3 separate regions of the Mus musculus genome follow, and regions 2 and 3 are each linked to region 1. The links are chromatin loops, found by intact Hi-C in ENCODE. Cell type or tissue: left cerebral cortex. All regions are shown on one strand. Links, peaks and the distances in the headings refer to the core of each region. The heading gives the core; the rest is flanking DNA.

Region 1 (5,326 bases), core at 146-5,145:
AATTAGGATTTCATTCTCAAAGCTCAGTCTTGGAAGAATTTCAAGACTATTAGAGGAGAAAATTGTGACTTGTTTTGTACAATAAAGCTGAAAGTTAATGTTTCCTTATCTGCACACCTGTGACTCCGCACTCCAGTCCCTGGATGAGTTCTCAAATCAATCCTTAAGGCTCAGCAACATGTTCAGACACGTCATTTCCTTTTCTGCCAGTGCTTATCGTTCCTTAAAGCGCTTTGTGAAATTATTTTCCTTTCTTTCAGATTTATTTAGATTCTGAGACAAACCTTAAATGGTTTTTCTATGTTGACTAGAGGATACCAAGAGGCCGGATTTGTGCCCTGCTTTGACAGTTAATGAGTTTGGAAAATACCTCAATATAAAAATCTTGCCAACAAGTTCAGTCCAGAACCGATCAGTTCAGTTCAGATCCAGAACAGATCTCAAAGAGTAAAACTGCACAACACCCGGGATACGCTCTTCTTTCCCCAACTGCCCTGACACGGAACCCACTAGCCGACTACTCAAAAACTCCCGCCGGCCACCCGCCCCTGCGCGCTGCAGGAAACCGGTGGAGGCGGGGGAGTTGCGGGCGGGGCCGCAGGAGTCAACGCTTGCCGTTCATTGGCTTCCGCGCCGGAAGCGGCGGTACCGTCCAGCTGCGCACGCGCCCTTTCCCGTGCTCGGGAACACCGCCTCCAGTGCTGGGGCCGGCTGTCACCATGCTGCGGCAGTGTGCTCGCTGGGTGTTGACGCGCACCCGGTTCGGCCGCGGCTGTCGCCGCTACGGTTCGTGCTCGCCGAGCGCTAGTGGCGACGCCGGGGAAGCGCGGGCCTACTTCACCACACCTATCTTCTACGTGAACGCCGCGCCGCACATCGGGCACCTGTACTCGGCGCTACTGGCCGACGCCCTGTGCCGCCACCGTCGTCTCCGAGTTCCCGGCTCTGCGTCCACGCGGTTTTCCACCGGCACGGATGAGCACGGCCTGAAGATCCAGCAGGCGGCAGCCACCGCCGGCTTGGCCCCGATCGAGCTGTGCGATCGAGTGTCTGCCCAGTTTTTGCAGCTTTTCCGGGAGGCTGACATCTCTTCCACGGACTTCATCCGCACCACGGAGGCTCGGCACCGAGTAGCGGTGCAGCATTTCTGGGGTGTGCTGGAGGCCCGGGGTCTGCTTTACAAAGGGATCTATGAAGGGTGGTATTGTGCCTCGGATGAGTGCTTCTTGCCGGAGGCCAAGGTTACTCGGCAGGTGGGTCCGTCCGGGGATCCCTGTCCCGTGTCTCTCGAGAGCGGACATCCTGTCTCCTGGACGAAGGAAGAAAATTACATTTTCAAGCTTTCTCAGTTTCGAGAACCACTCCAGCGGTGGCTTGGAAACAATCCTCAGGCAATCACACCGGAACCGTTCCACCAGGCAGTTCTTCAGTGGCTGGAGGAGGAGCTGCCCGACTTGTCCGTTTCTCGAAGGAGTAGCCATCTGCACTGGGGCATACCAGTTCCCGGGGACGACTCGCAGACCATCTACGTGTGGCTGGATGCCCTGGTCAACTACCTCACTGTAGTTGGCTACCCAGATGCAGATTTCAAGTCTTGGTGGCCAGCCACCTCTCATATCATAGGTAAGGACATTCTCAAATTTCATGCTATTTATTGGCCTGCCCTTCTCCTAGGGGCAGGATTGAGGCCACCACATCGCATCTATGTCCACTCGCACTGGACGGTGAGTGGCCAAAAAATGTCCAAAAGCTTGGGCAACGTGGTGGATCCCAGGACTTGCCTTGATCGCTATACTGTGGATGGCTTTCGCTACTTTCTCCTTCGGCAGGGCGTTCCCAATTGGGACTGCGATTACTATGATGAAAAGGTGGTTAAATTGCTGGACTCCGAGCTGGCAGATGCCTTAGGAGGGCTTTTAAACCGGTGCACTGCCTACAGAATAAATCCTTCTGGAACCTACCCATCTTTCTGTGCTGCCTGTTTCCCCAGTGAGCCAGGGTTAACGGGGCCGTCAGTTCGTGTGCAGGCAGAAGACTATGCGCTTGTAACTGCAGTGGCCACTTTACCCAAACTGGTAGCGGGCTATTATAATGACTTTCAGATCTATAAGGCTCTGGAGGCGGTATCCAGCTGTGTTCGGCAAACTAATGGTTTCGTCCAAAGGCACGCACCATGGAAATTGAACTGGGAGAGCCCTGAGGATGCTCCCTGGCTGGGTACCGTGCTTCACGTAGCCTTGGAGTGCTTGCGAGTGTTTGGAACTTTGCTTCAGCCTGTTACTCCAAACTTAGCAGATAAACTGCTGTCAAGACTGGGAGTCTCTACCACAGAGAGAGGCCTTGGAGAGCTCTACTTCCTACCTCGATTCTATGGACACCCATGCCCCTTTGAGGGGAGAAAGTTGGGACCTGACACTGGGCTTTTGTTTCCTAGACTGGACCAATCTAGGACTCGGCTAGTGAAAGCCCACAGGACCTAGGAACTCAGCTCTTACTGACTGGTAGTAAAAGATCAAATGTATTCTTTTTGCGTTTTTAAGTAAAGTCATGCTTAAAGAGTATGTATCAAATGAGCACATAAACTATGTCCTTATGAACAGAACGATTCAGGTCTCTCTAACCCAGTCCTTTTCATTTCTCAGTGCCATTAATCACTGTTCTTGCTCACCAATGTCTCCAAGAGAAGGATGGAAGATGCTGACACTTCCTTCTCATTGCACCTTCTCCCAACCCAGGGTCAGGGCTTCTGCTCCCCAGGCTAATTTAACACAGCCCCTTCTTCAACTAAATCTAGGGTTGGAAGTCCCTGCTCTGTTTTTACATGTCAGCCCTACTTTGTTAAACAGAGTCTCCTGTTAAAGAGGTTTTTTTTTTTTTGAACTTTAGGAACTAGTGTCCTAGACTTTTACCCATGTCAACCCAGCAGTTGTGCTTTGTAATACTACACTCCATCCAGTAGATGGCTCTGCTCGCACACATTGAGCTCCTTGAGAGTGTCCTTTCAGAAGACAGAATTATTTTCAGCTGTTTAATTCACAGAATTTTAGAATTGTACTGTTCTTAAAGGATAACTTTGGAAACACTGATATTTTTACAACAGAAGGACACTAGAATTCTAATTTTAAAACTATTAAAGTGACATGTACAATAGGATATAAGTAAATATGACAGGTTTATATTAAAAAACTAAAAAGCTCTTGAGGTACACTGTACTACAGATAATAGTAACAGTTACATGTTCATCTATAAAGCCCTCAAAAGGGTTGTATTCTTTATATTATTTCTTATCCACATACATAATTTACCTCATGATTATTTTTGGTCAACCAGGATACATAATATAGGAAAGATATAATATTGTAATTAGTGAATTTATGTCAAAATAGTTTTTGTTGATTACTCTCTTTGAGACAAGCTTTCACTATGTAATTTGTTATCATCAGTCTCTTGCTTCCACTTTTCAGGTGTTGGGATTACAGGGTATGCCACCATGCCTGCCTTTTAACTTATTAAAGTGTGGTTCTAAGTACCTTCTTTACAGCTGTTTGGTTACACTCATTGACAGTAATGTTGCAGGGAGAAAATGATCAGTGTTCAGAACTGTCTGGGATTCAGGGCTCTCTCCAAGGCTCCAGAGAAGATGTTACAGTAACAATTAGTGCAGTGATTAGATAGTCAGCCTTATGTTTCAAATTAACGGGACAGCTAGGCCACAGTTTAAAATGAGCTTGCTTTGGAACATACATTTTAAGTATGGTATTAAGGAAAAAGAGCTCACTATGGAGTAAATAATTGTGCTGGAAGTTTCTCCAGGCTTACTCTAAAGTGCCACTTTTCATCTCTAGTTTCTACTAATTATCAAAGTGACAGATTGTAGGTTGCTAGGGAGCACAGCATGGTAAGGTGAAGGACCATTTCCACAAGCTTTCCTTTGGACTCCTTATATCATTTTGTGCCTTAGATCATCCCAGGTCTCAATATGGCATTCTCTACTTACCTGCTGAGACTAGTAGGATAAACTACTGAGGTATAGGGCAGTCTCGGGACTGTGTAGTGATGCAAGGTGGTGTTTCTCAGAAAGTTAGACATCTGGAAAAGTAGTGAGATTCTAACCTCTCCTTTGGTGAGCTCTTACTGCAGTGTTTTAGTTTGCCATGGACCTAGTGTCTTCCATAGGCGAGCCTCATGTCCCTGTGGAGATTTGCTTGCTGTTTGAGTTTTTGCAGCTTGTTATCTGTGAAGGCATTTAACTAGCTGCTATTAGACATGAGATGGGAGTCCAGAAAAGAGATCACTTAATTCTAGTAGCCAGGGCATTCAGAGTGGAGGAGTGTGGTAAATTGGATCCTCTTTCTGTGGTGATAAGGTCAGACAGATTTCTGTAATAGGCAAGAAGGTCAGACAAATAGTCTTTTGGCATTTGTGTTTGGTTTGACATAGCAGTTCAGAATTGCCAAGCAGAGAGTTACATTTACCTGGAGGGATTGCGCTTCCAAGGTAAGGGATGGTGTGTGTGTGTGTGTGTGTGTGTGTGTGTGTGTGCTTAATGTGGAGGTTTGTAAGATTCCCTATTCCAGAGATGTTAGTACTTTATGTGGCATCTTTTAGAACCTTTTGTCTCCCCCACCCCTATACCTTTGTGATTCTTTTGGAGGTAGTATTACAGGAAGTGACAGCACAGCACAGGGTTTTTAAGGGCTTCACATTAGGAAGCTATGAGACTAGGATGGACCAAGAGCTTAGTGGTGGAGCACTTACCGAGCATGGAGGGACCTGGGTTCAGTCCTCAGTACTGCCAAACAAATAACAGGTCTCACCTCTTCCGATTCCTGTCCTCTGACTACAGTCATGTAAGAAGCAGTAGTAACGCTCATGTTAAATAGTATTACTGTGTATGTACTGAGAGGTATATTCTACATAAAACTGATTAGGCACTTTACAAATTGGAAAAACCTGGGACTGTAAAAGCAGCAAGTAGGCAGACTCTGCACTTAAAACCTCAGTCATTTTATAACGTTTTATAAATAGGTACTTTTCTTGAAATCCTATGAGCTTTAATAAGTGCAAACAGGCTAATAGACTATGAAGCTGATGCCAGAGTGTCAAGTCTATTGGCTGGAAGTTGGGCCCTAGAGCACAAGCTTGTTTGATGGGTTTTGTTTTGGTGAAGGTTTTAACTGTAATTTCAATAGAGTTCTTTAGCCTTAGAAGTTCTGATATTGGCCTGGCTATTAGTTGATCATCTTGTAGGCCTCACAAAAGGATGACTCATGAAGCAGAAGTAGTGAGATGATGAAGATTATTATAGTAGGGATGGCTTCCTGGA
Region 2 (5,326 bases), core at 183-5,182, 150 kb before region 1:
GTATGCACTCAATCAATCTCAGAATTTCATAATTAAGTTGAAAACCAACAACATTTTGAAAACTTGACCTAGATGTTGTGTGGTGGCTCACACCTGTAATCCCAGTACCTGACTAAGACTAAAGACTAAGACAGAATGGCTAAAAATTTGAGACCAGCATGTATTTATACAGGACACCATGCCAGGGAAGGCTAAGACCTACTCATTCTTGGCTGCAGAGATAGCTTAAAGGTTAAGAGTACAGGGTCTTGGTCTGGGTGTGGTAGTGCCCACCTTTAATCCTAGCACTCTGAAGGCAGAAGAAGCAGGCAGATCTCTGAGTTTGAAGCTAACTAGCCTGGTCTACAGAGAACCCTGAATTTTCACTTCCATTAATTGAGACAAGTTAAAAAACAAGATGTGGAAGATGGTCTAGGGGATAAAAGTACTTGACCCACAAGCCTGAATGAAGCCTCAGTTCCACCTTGGAAACCCACATAAGTAAGGAAAGGGCAATTCCACCAAGAATGAACACTCACAAACTCTACAACGAATGTAATAAAAAGGACAAAGATAAAGACAACAGAATTCTTTACAGGATAAGATCAATGATATACTCTTACCTCTCCGGATTTCCACTGGATTAGCCCCTTTGCTGATCTTCTCAAAGCCCTCCTTGGCAATAGATCGTGCCAGAACAGTGGCAGTGGTGGTGCCATCCCCAGCCTCTTCGTTTGTGTTATTGGCAACGTCCTGAACAAGTTTAGCTCCAATATTTTTGTATTTATCCTTTAAATCAATTGACTTTGCAACAGTGACCCCATCTTTTGTTACTTTGGGACTTCCCCAACTCTGTTCAATAATCACAGTTCTTCCCTACAGCGACAGGGAAAAAAAAAGCAACCCTCAATGATAACCCTCAAATTTGTCATTTTTAACCATCCTGCAACATGAATCTCAAAGCCACGTTAATCAACCATCTTAGGTCTATAAAAAATGAGCACTGATCATTTGCCAGGAGTCCAACATTGAATGAAGCACAACAGGAATTCCCTGGTACTAACAGATGCCACCCATAAAACAAGAAAGCACAGATGTTAATCGCCAAATCCCAGAACACTCTTCACATCATTTGCACTTGAGTTTTGGCTATGACCTAGGTTTATTTTGTTTTCTGAGACAGGACATTTCTGTGTAGCCTTTCCTGTCCTCAAACTCACAAAACACAAAGATCTGCTTGCCTCTGCCTCCTAAAGGCTAGCTGGAATTAGAGGCATGCACCACTACCACTACAGCCCTGCTTATGAACTATTTTTAAAACATGTTTTGCTTTAAAATTCATTCACTAAATATCAGCCAGTAAGATAATGTGCTTTTCTGGTTCGCTCAATAAAAAACTTCAAATATGACACCAACAAGTATTGGCAACTTTTGGATTTGAACCAAACTTCTATTGTCTTGAGCTATGTAAACAGTTCTTAAAGATGCAGGTTTTGGGGGGGGGGGTGCATGTGTGGAAGACTTTTGGGATAGCATTGGAAATGTAATTGAGGAAAATACGAGAAAAAAAAAAAAGATGCAGGTTTTTTTGTTGTTTTGTTTTTCAAGACAGGATTTCTATTGTTGCCATGCTTTCCTGAAACTTAGAGAACTACCAGCCTAAGCCTCCTGAGTGTTGGGATTATGCAGCTCTTTAGACCAGTTTAGCATTAATTTAAAATGACTGTGCACCACATCCAATGGTGTCCTCAAAGTACTATAGCTCCCTATTCAGCCACACAAATGTGTGATCACAACCTCTGATCTTAGCACTGCTCTGAGTTCAAGGCTGACTTGGCCAGCTATGGTTAGAGACCCTGTGAGTATAATACTGAATTCCTACACTTGAGATGTAAGTTGTTCAAGGACAGCCTTGCCACAAGGGAGTTAGAACTCAGACTAAGCTAGTGAGACTCTCTCAAAAGCAAAAACTGGACAATTTTTTTGCAATGTGAAAATTGTAGCAATCACGAGGTGTACAATGAAGGGACGAATGGAAGACCACAAAGGTTTTCTCCCAAGGGCAAGTGAAAACAGTCTGGTGATATGTGTTGCAGAAGCTGGTGGATGGATCGCTCTGAGTCTCAGGACAGTCTAGGCTACCGGAGAAATGCTGTCTTAAAAACAAAACCCCCAAACAACAAAGCCCATAAAGTAAAGTTTGTAAAGATGGCTCAGCGGGTAAGAGCACTGACTGCTCTTCCGAAGGTCCCAGCAACCTTCAAATCCCAGCAACCACATGGTGGCTCACAACCACCCGTAATGAGATCTGACACCCTCTTCTGGTGTGCCTGAAAACAGCTACAGTGTACTTACATATAATAAATAAATCTTGAAAAAAAAAGGTTTAGTTACTTAAAAAAACAAAACAAAAAACACAGAAACCAATGATTCTATGCTAGTGCATTTTGCCTTATGTGTTGGAGTATTTCAGCACAATGAGTGAACTCTCACATTACAGCTATATACTTTGAGGTATTATTAGACTTAAGTTGTACTTTCCCCTCTATACCCTCTAACTACTGGGACGAGATCCAAAATTTAATGCAAGCATGCACAAAATCATGACTATAGTTTGAAAATCCTCCTTGAGATATTACTACTCTATTACATCACAATGTACAAAAGTCCCCCAAATCGCCTGGAGCAGTAGTAAGGACACCATGGTGGTAGAATGACCAATAGACCTCCTGACTAAATAACACCTCTAGACCACTAAGTTGTACCACATGCAAATTAGATTTTTCACAAAACTTGATAACAAATTGCTGTCTTGCAGCTACTATATTCTTTAACACCATTTAAGTATACTGGTACCTTTGGCCCCATTGTAACAGCTACAGCATCTGCTAAAAGGTCTACACCTTGAAGCATTAAGGCTCGAGCGTCCGCACCAAATTTTACATCTTTGGCATAGGCCCGAGTGAGATGAGGAGCCAGTGCCCGGGACACTGGTCTCATCTGGCGAAGGACTGTGGGTAGTCGAAGCATTTCTGGGGAAGGAAAAAAGAAAAATCACTACAAACTTGTCCAACGGTGCTTCAAAACATGGGAGGCTAGATTGGAGCTGGGCTGTCCTCTGCTAACCACCATGCCTGGGCGCTGCAGATTCAGGGCATAATCTGCTAGCCAACTGATCATGGAGGCTGACCCCAAGCCTGACCAACAGCATAAGCACAAAGCACAGAAAACCACATCCCCATGGCCACCCACTCTGCCCTCTCAAGTTAATCTTTCACTGCCAAAGCGGCCTTGGGAGCAGATCCACTCCGAAAAGTGTCCAAAGGAAAAAAATCAAGTTGGTGCAAGCAAGGCAGGTTCTAAATGCAATTGCCTAGAGAACTACAGAAGTACTCATGACGGTGCAAAACCCTCTGAGTGTGTCGCCAGGTATCCACCCGAAGCTACGGTAACACAGCAGCTAGCAAGGCCGGAGGAAAAGACAGTAGGTCAGTCCAGCCTCGCGGCCCCACGTGTCTTCCCGACCAGGAGCCCCGAGCAAGGTCAAAGTGAACACCGGACCGCCGCGGCCACCGGGGACTAAAGGACCCCGACCACCCTCCCACAGAGTCCTGCAGTGCGCCAGGCGCAGGTGGCACCAGAGGGCCCAAGTTGCTTCCACCCTAGCCCGCCCTTGCTCCGGCGCTCGGCCTGGATCGCGTGGTCCCCGCCACACGTGATGAAACCAGCGTGGCCCCGCTGGGCCTGGACAAGTGAGCCGAGCCTGCGGCGTCGCTGCCAGACTTCTCCCCCTAGTCCTCCGTGCTCGGTCCGCGCTGCAAGCAGCCCCCCGCGAGCGCCGGGGCGCCCTGCACGCCGAGGCCGCGTACCTGCGGGGCGGCGGCAGGAGAGCACGAGGCGAGGCAGGCCGTCTGCGGCGAGTGAGGGACCCAGCTCTGGGCGCGCACCGCAATGAGCCCGAGTCCCCTCCCTCCCCGCCCCGCCCCGCGGCCCCGCGTGTGCGCGCGCGCGCCCCCCGCTCTCTCCCACGCCGGGGCCCTGCAATCTGCATGCGGCGCGCGCGGCCCCGCCCTCCGTACCAGAGCCGCCTCAGCTCTGCGGCCTCAGCCCTCTCCCGCCGCCCTACGCTGGTTCCTGGGCCACGGTCCGTTCTAGAACCTTCCGGAAGGCCCCGCGCGTCCCGTGGGTGAAAGGTCAAGTGGCGTCATTTCCGGGAGGGGGGCTCGTTCTTTCACCTCGGCGGCCGGCCTGGAAAAGCCTAGAAAGTGCTCCCCTTTTCTTCCGCCTCCGGCCGCCCGCGTCGGCCCCCTTGCGCGGAGCCCTCGCCACCAATCGGCGCGCGCGTCGGCGTGGCCGCCCCCTCTCACGCTCGGGGGGCTGAGTGCGCCTGCGCGCTGCGCGGCCTTTTCACGTGTCCCAGCCGGCCAGCAGGACTCTCCTTGCAGCAGCGGCCCGAGTTCAGAGTCCGGAGCTGCGGTGGTGGCGGCGAAGGCGAGAGTCATGGTGAGTGTCTCGTGGTTGGCAGGCCTGCGGGTCCAGTTCGGCCTGCGGCCCACGGCGAACCCTTGTGCGCTTTGGGACTAATAGGACAGGGGTCCGGGGTCTGGTCAGTGTCCGGTGTCCGCCCATGGCTCTGCAGAAGCGAGGCCATTTCTCTCTCCACCATGGCTTTGCCGCACGCACGTGTGCGACAAAGCGTCTGGGGCAGGGGGCGGGAACCCGATGCACACGCAGAAGCCCACCTGCCCTGGCAGGGCTTCAGTGGATGTGTCCTATGTTGGAGAAAGACTAAGATCCAGGCTCGAAAAGTGACGCCACTCCCCCGTTATTCGAATTTTTAAAAAAATTAAAGAAATGTTTGACCTTGGAATAGATCAAGGTGGCGATTGCTGATTAGTAATGAAGACCCCCCCCCACCACCACCACCACACACACACACACACCAGACAGGGAAATGAAACTCAGTTTGTCCTATATAGAGTGGAACACTGAGTATATTCTAAAAGTACACTTGAATTTTCTTGTCCTTTTTGGAACAGGTCAGTTTTGACCTGTTGAGAGTTAAGGCTTGCGGTGGTCTTAACTGTTCGTGTTCTGACACTTCGAACTTACACTCTGTTTGATCACATTTCTCTCCACAGGCTGGACAAGCTTTTAGGAAGTTTCTTCCGCTCTTTGACAGAGTATTGGTTGAAAGGAGTGCTGCCGAAACTGTAACCAAAGGTGGCATTATGCTTCCAGAAAAGTCTCAAGGAAAAGTGTTGCAAGCAACGGTCGTGGCTGTGGGGTCAGGAGGGAAAGGAAAGGTAAACTGGTGCCCCTGGAGTGGTACTGAATTCCAGTGTGA
Region 3 (5,326 bases), core at 183-5,182, 77 kb before region 1:
GAATGGATGCGTGTATACTGAGAATCCCCTGCCCATCATGCATGTGTACAGCTCAGAAAACAACTTTGGGAGTGCGTTCTTTCCTACTAGGGTCCCAGGGATGGAACTCAGGTCGCCAGGCTTGGCAGCAAGTACATTATCCGTTGAATCCTCTCACTAGCCTAGGTTGGCCTTTTTAGGAGGAATTGAACCTAAAATAGTAGTCAGTATTGAGAGTGGTGGATCACCTCTGAAGTCCAGCAACTTGGGAGGCTGAGACAGGAGCATTAATCGGCTGCGCCTGGGAGGCTGAGACTAGCGTTAGCAGTGTGGGAAACCTCACATTGTCCTGAAAAACAAGAAACCAGGTATTCACTTGTACATTGATAACTTTTAGAGTAGATAAAAGGACTTAGTTCTGTTGGTACTTAGAAGCCTCAAGGGAAGGCTAATGAGAGAGAGAGGGGGAGAGAGAGAGGAAGAGAGGGAAGAGAGAGGCAGATATTCTGCGTGTCTGTGTGTTTATTGAGTGAGCTTTTTTCTTCATTTTAATTTTTCCGAGATAGTGTCTCCTATGGCCTAGGCTGTCATAGATGAAAGTGACTTTGAACTTCTGATCCTTCTGCTGAGTTTCCATGGTGCTGGGATTAAACCCAGGGTTTTGTGCCTGTTAGGTGAGCACTCTGGAACTGAGCTATGTCCTCAGCCCCTTTAGCCCCACCTCTTCTCATCTTCATGAAAAACCATTTATTTGAGACAGGGTCCCATAGTGTAGCCCTGGCTGGCCTGAAACTCACCGTGTAGACCAGGTTGTCCTGCACAGGCAACAGAGCTGAATCTGCAGGTCCCTGGGAGGCATGGACAGGACCGCGAGAGAAAGCAGTGCCCAGACCCCTCTCTCCATTGCACAAAGGTGAAGCAGAAGTGATCTCAGATTTTAAATAGCTCCAGGTAAGTTGCATTTTTGCAAGATGCTGCAATCAATCCCAGCAGAAAACAATATGATCCTCTTTTGAATCCTACATGTTTCTTTTTTCAACACCTAGTATTTTATTCAGATAGCAGTCCCGTTACACATGGTCCAAGAACATTCAAATAAGAACTCAAATCGGAAGTTAAAGATTGGTCTTCAAACCTCATAGCCAACAATGCCACGTTTGCCTATGATCTCTCCGATATAAAACCACATCCACACCTCAGTGGCCACCAAACCATTCAGCACAGCTTCCTTCACTGTAAGGTGTTTGAAGCTACCAGTTTTAGCACTTTGAATGATTTTTTTCACGCTCTGAATAGCTGTAGGGATTTCACCAGGGGTTGAGGGAACCAGCTCAACCTTGGCGTAGTGCCAAAATGTGGCCAATCGAGGCTTCGAGTAAGTCACGGCAGCAGCCACCATCGATGGTGCCGTCTCTGCGAAGTTACGGATGAGCTTGGCCATGGTCTAAGGTGGAAGGTACGTCTCCCCGAACCACCGGCTGAATGTGAATCCTACATGTTTCTTGAGGCCAAATTGTAACATTCAGTCACTGAGTCAGGAGGAGGTTAGAGTTTGGCAGTGGTCTGTCCGGCAGAGTGAATTGTGCTGGGGTATCCAGGACTTCCAGGCCCTATCTGAATCAGACTGTGATTTTGGCTGATCATAAACAGCCCCTTTCTTTGCTTACAATTCTAAATTAAAAATAGGCCTGGCTGTAGTCCCATCTGCCTTTAACTCACACTGGCTAGTTTCTAAGTGTGCCAGGAACCTCACAATGTAGCCATTCTTCTCAGAACCTCCTACACAGGCAAGCACTAATTTGGTGATTCCATAAGTTGAACCCAAATGAGCCTCCGTGAGTCACAGTTGGCATGGATGCCGCTCATCGCTTGGCCTTGGCCTGTTTATGCCTTGAGTGATTTAATATGAAGATGAAACCTTAGCTCACTGCCCAGAAGAAATCATCTGTCATAATCCAGATCCAATGAGTGAGTAAGTGAATAACGCCATTGTAGATTCAGTGTGGGAGCACTGTGTCCTGTGAGTGATTTCCCAGGACAGGAGCTTTCCCCTGATCGGGAACATCCACCAGGATAGGTGAGTGAGCCAAGCAGGCATCTTAAAAACGATTTATGATTTCAGAAGCAAATCTGAAAATAAGTTTCAGGTAACAGCTATGCCAATGGTAGCAGTCTTGAGACTACAGCATTGACTTATGGGGGAGAAACAGAATATGACATTTGTGGCTTCAAAAGGGTAACGTAGGGGTCAGGTATAACAGTGAGCGCCCGTTATCCCAGTGTTTGAGAACAAAGGCAGGTGTTCAAGTTCATGGCCTCCCGAGTGCTGGGATTAAAGATGTGCACCGCCATGCCTGGCATTGAGTTATTAAAAACCAAGAAGGAAGGGGCTAGAGAAGTGGGTCAGGGATGTTGAGAATACTTGCTGTCTTCCAGAGGAAGATTCCCAGAACCACGTTATGTGGCTCACGGCTTCCCACAACCCCAGCTTCAGGGCTCTGGCGCCCTCTTCTGGACTCTTTGGGGGCCTGTACACATATGCCACTCACCCACCATGTGCACATAATTAAAAAATAAATCATAAAAACTCCAAGAAGAATATGGATTTGTTTATTGTATGTGGAGAAAGGGCATACACATGCTGTGGGCACGCGTGAAGGTCAGAGGCTAACATGCAGAGTTGATTCTCTCCTTCCACCATGTGGGTCCTGGGAAGTGAACCCAGGCCAAGGGGCCTCGTGCCTTACCTACCTTATCACTGGCTCCGACTTACTACTTTCACCCTCCCTCCTTCCCTCCCTCCTCCCCTCCCTCTCTTCCTCTCCCTCTCCCTCTCTCCTTTCCTTCCTTCTCTCCCTCCTTTCTTTTTTGAAACTCTCGCTGATTGAAAGTTTTGATCTATCACATCAGTCATTTTTGTCTCAAAAGTTAGGAAGTTTCATTGAATAGCATGTAAGTTGTGGGGTTTTTTTTTTCTTTTTTTTTGGGGGGGGGGCAGTTTCGAGGCAGGGTTTCTCTGTGTAGCCCTGGCTGTCCTGGAATTCACTTTGTAGACCAGGCTGGTCTTGAACTCAGAAATCCGCCTGCCTCTGCCTCCCAAGTGCTGGGATTAAAGGCGTGCGCCACCACGCCCGGCTTTTGTAAATTGTGTTTTACAGTACCATGCATTATAGCTTATGTTGCTCTCTTATGCTACGAGATAAAAAGGCTGTAACCCTTGGCAATAATCTATATTAAAGCCTTTTCAGGGCTGGGGCTATCTCAAAGCCGTGTTTACCTGGCACAGACAACACCCTGGGTGTGACCCTTTGCTCCACAAAAAGCCCTTGTTGGAATCCTAGCAAGAGGATTGTGTCTGAACCCAGCCTGGGCTAAATAGTGAGACCCTGTCCTTATAAGGAAAACAACGGGTTTCAAGCATGGCGCTGCTTCTGCCTGTGCTGTCTGTAGCTCTTGCTCCTCAGGAGGCTGAGCCATGGAGGGGATTAGTTAAGCCAGCCACACAGTGAGACAGACTCAAACGTAAGGTTTTCCATGGATGCATTTACAACCTGGCTATTGAGAAGTCAATGAGGACTTTCTTTTAAATAGTTTTTTTGTTGTTGTTTGGTTTTTGGCAAGGTTACTAGGTAACCCTGGCTGTCCTGGAACTCAATGTGCAGAGCAGGCTGGCCTTAAACTCAAAGATCCGCTTGCTTCTCCCTCTGAGTGTTGGGATAAAAAGTGTGTGCCAGCCATGCCTGACTTGGGTGTGTGTGTGTGTGTGTGTGTGTGTGTGTGTGTGTGTGTGTGTGTGTGTTTGTTTAAGACAGTCTCCCAGTGCAGCCCAGGCTAGCCTTGAATTTGAGACAATCTCGCTTGACCTCTTAAATACTGGGATTAGAGGCTAGCACTACCACACTTGGCTTAACATTGTATTTATGTGTGGCTATTTTGCATAACTGAACATAGTTAAGTATATTAGTATAATATGATTCCAAGCAGTGGGCAGGATTGGAGGAATCAGGAGGAGGGATTTTTTTTTCCTTTGTTTCTTCTCTTTCTCCCCCCCCCCTTTTTTTCCTTCTTTTTTCTGAGGCAGCGTTTTTGGCATGTAGTCGAGGCTAGCTTTGAATGTCAGAGAGCTTCCTGCCTCACCACCAGAGTGAAGAGGTTTTTCAAGCATTGCTTTGGGGTATGGGGAATGCAGTTGTTACTGGTCTGGGATTTTTCATAGAATTTACAGGGTTTACTGTTTCTGAATAAAATGTCAACTTTTAGGGCAGATAGAGACTAAGTCCTTATTATTTTAACTAAACACCAGTTGTCAGATATGGAGAAACACTGAGGCAAGGAGCTGGCTAGCAGTCTGGAGCACAGCAGGATGGCCCTAAGTGGGATGAGACTTTTGTCACTTTCTGAGACCTTTGGAGAGGCCACAGCCTGTGACATCAGGTGTCAGGAGAGCCTATCTTCAGGCCCTCTAAGCTCAAAGCATCAGAGCCCTCACCAGCCCTCAGGCTGCATGGGTGCAAGGGCCTTGGATGTGCTATCTGGACCAGGAAAGCATTCCTTGGGTAGAAACAGCATGGGACTGGGTGACTCAGGAATTCATGGGGCTCTGCGGTTTAGTGAAGTGAGCGCCAAGGACAGCAGTGGGGGATGGGTTCTTCTTACACAACGTTTCTCAGCAGGCAGAAGAACTTGCTTTCCAAGTTCCCAGTTACCTGTTCTCTTCAGTGCTGGCAACTCTCCCGTATCTGAAAGAAGCCATCCGTCCTCCAGTCTCAGGTCTCCACCACCAGGTGTCTGAGACCCTCTCCCCTAAGCTTCCCAACGCTTTAGATTACACATTTTTTTTTTTTTTTGAGACAGGTGTCTTAGGGTTTTACTTCTATGAACAGACACCATGACCAAAGCATCTCTTATAAGGACAACATTTAATTGGGGTTGGCTTACAGGTTCAGAGGTTCAGTCCATTATCATCAAGGTGGGAACATGGCAGCGCCCAGGCAGGCACGGTTCCAGGAGAAACAGAGTTCTCTACCTTCATCTGAAGGCTGCTAAGAGAAGACTCACTTTCAGGCAGCTAGGATGAGGGTCTTATAACCCACACCCACAGTGACACACCTACTCCAACAGGGCCACACCTTCTAGTCCTGCCAGTCCCTGGATCGAGTATATACAAAACATCACAACAGGGTTTCCCTGTGTAGCCCTAGCTGTCCTAGAACTCACTGTGTAGTGTAGGCTGGGCTCAAACTCAGAGATCCATCTGTCTCCTGAGTGCTGACACAATCATTTAAAAAAAAAAAAAACCAAAATCTTTTTCTTTTACATTTAGGTGTGTGTGTGTGTGTGTAGGTCA

Evidence for each region. A loop is a pair of places that touch in the nucleus more often than their neighbours do. Peaks named below come from ENCODE experiments on the same cell type or tissue, not always from the same donor. Only the 100,000 strongest peaks of a DNase experiment are listed, where the experiment ranks them.
Region 2: it touches region 1 in a loop (3-fold over the local background); 9 of 42 quality-filtered maps call a loop at or near these places.
Region 3: it touches region 1 in a loop (4-fold over the local background); 2 of 42 quality-filtered maps call a loop at or near these places.

What each region holds. Positions count from the first base shown.
Region 1 is chr1:55,236,521-55,241,846 of GRCm38, forward strand. Mars2 (methionine-tRNA synthetase 2 (mitochondrial)) reads left to right here and starts at 657. Exons shown (of 1, transcript NM_175439.3): 1 at 657-3,538. The coding sequence starts at 720. The coding sequence ends at 2,480. In left cerebral cortex, for the core only: CTCF peaks have their summits at 741, 960 (motif pointing right) and 2,957 (motif pointing right); DNase peaks (open chromatin) are centred at 646, 1,435, 1,812, 2,064 and 1 more place; H3K4me3 peaks cover 3,278 bases; H3K27ac peaks cover 1,150 bases.
Region 2 is chr1:55,083,931-55,089,256 of GRCm38, forward strand. Hspd1 (heat shock protein 1 (chaperonin)) reads right to left here and starts at 4,002. Exons shown (of 12, transcript NM_010477.4): 1 at 3,849-4,002; 2 at 2,836-3,011; 3 at 603-855. The coding sequence starts at 3,009. Hspe1 (heat shock protein 1 (chaperonin 10)) reads left to right here and starts at 4,218. Exons shown (of 4, transcript NM_008303.4): 1 at 4,218-4,482; 2 at 5,121-5,285. The coding sequence starts at 4,480. In left cerebral cortex, for the core only: a CTCF peak has its summit at 2,302 (motif pointing left); DNase peaks (open chromatin) are centred at 2,964, 3,719 and 4,231; H3K4me3 peaks cover 3,075 bases; H3K27ac peaks cover 1,681 bases.
Region 3 is chr1:55,159,632-55,164,957 of GRCm38, forward strand. It overlaps the pseudogene Gm6822. Among named protein-coding and RNA genes, the nearest start is that of Mob4, 31 kb to the left of the region's middle. In left cerebral cortex, for the core only: a CTCF peak has its summit at 2,490 (motif pointing left); DNase peaks (open chromatin) are centred at 1,760 and 2,405; H3K27ac peaks cover 1,206 bases.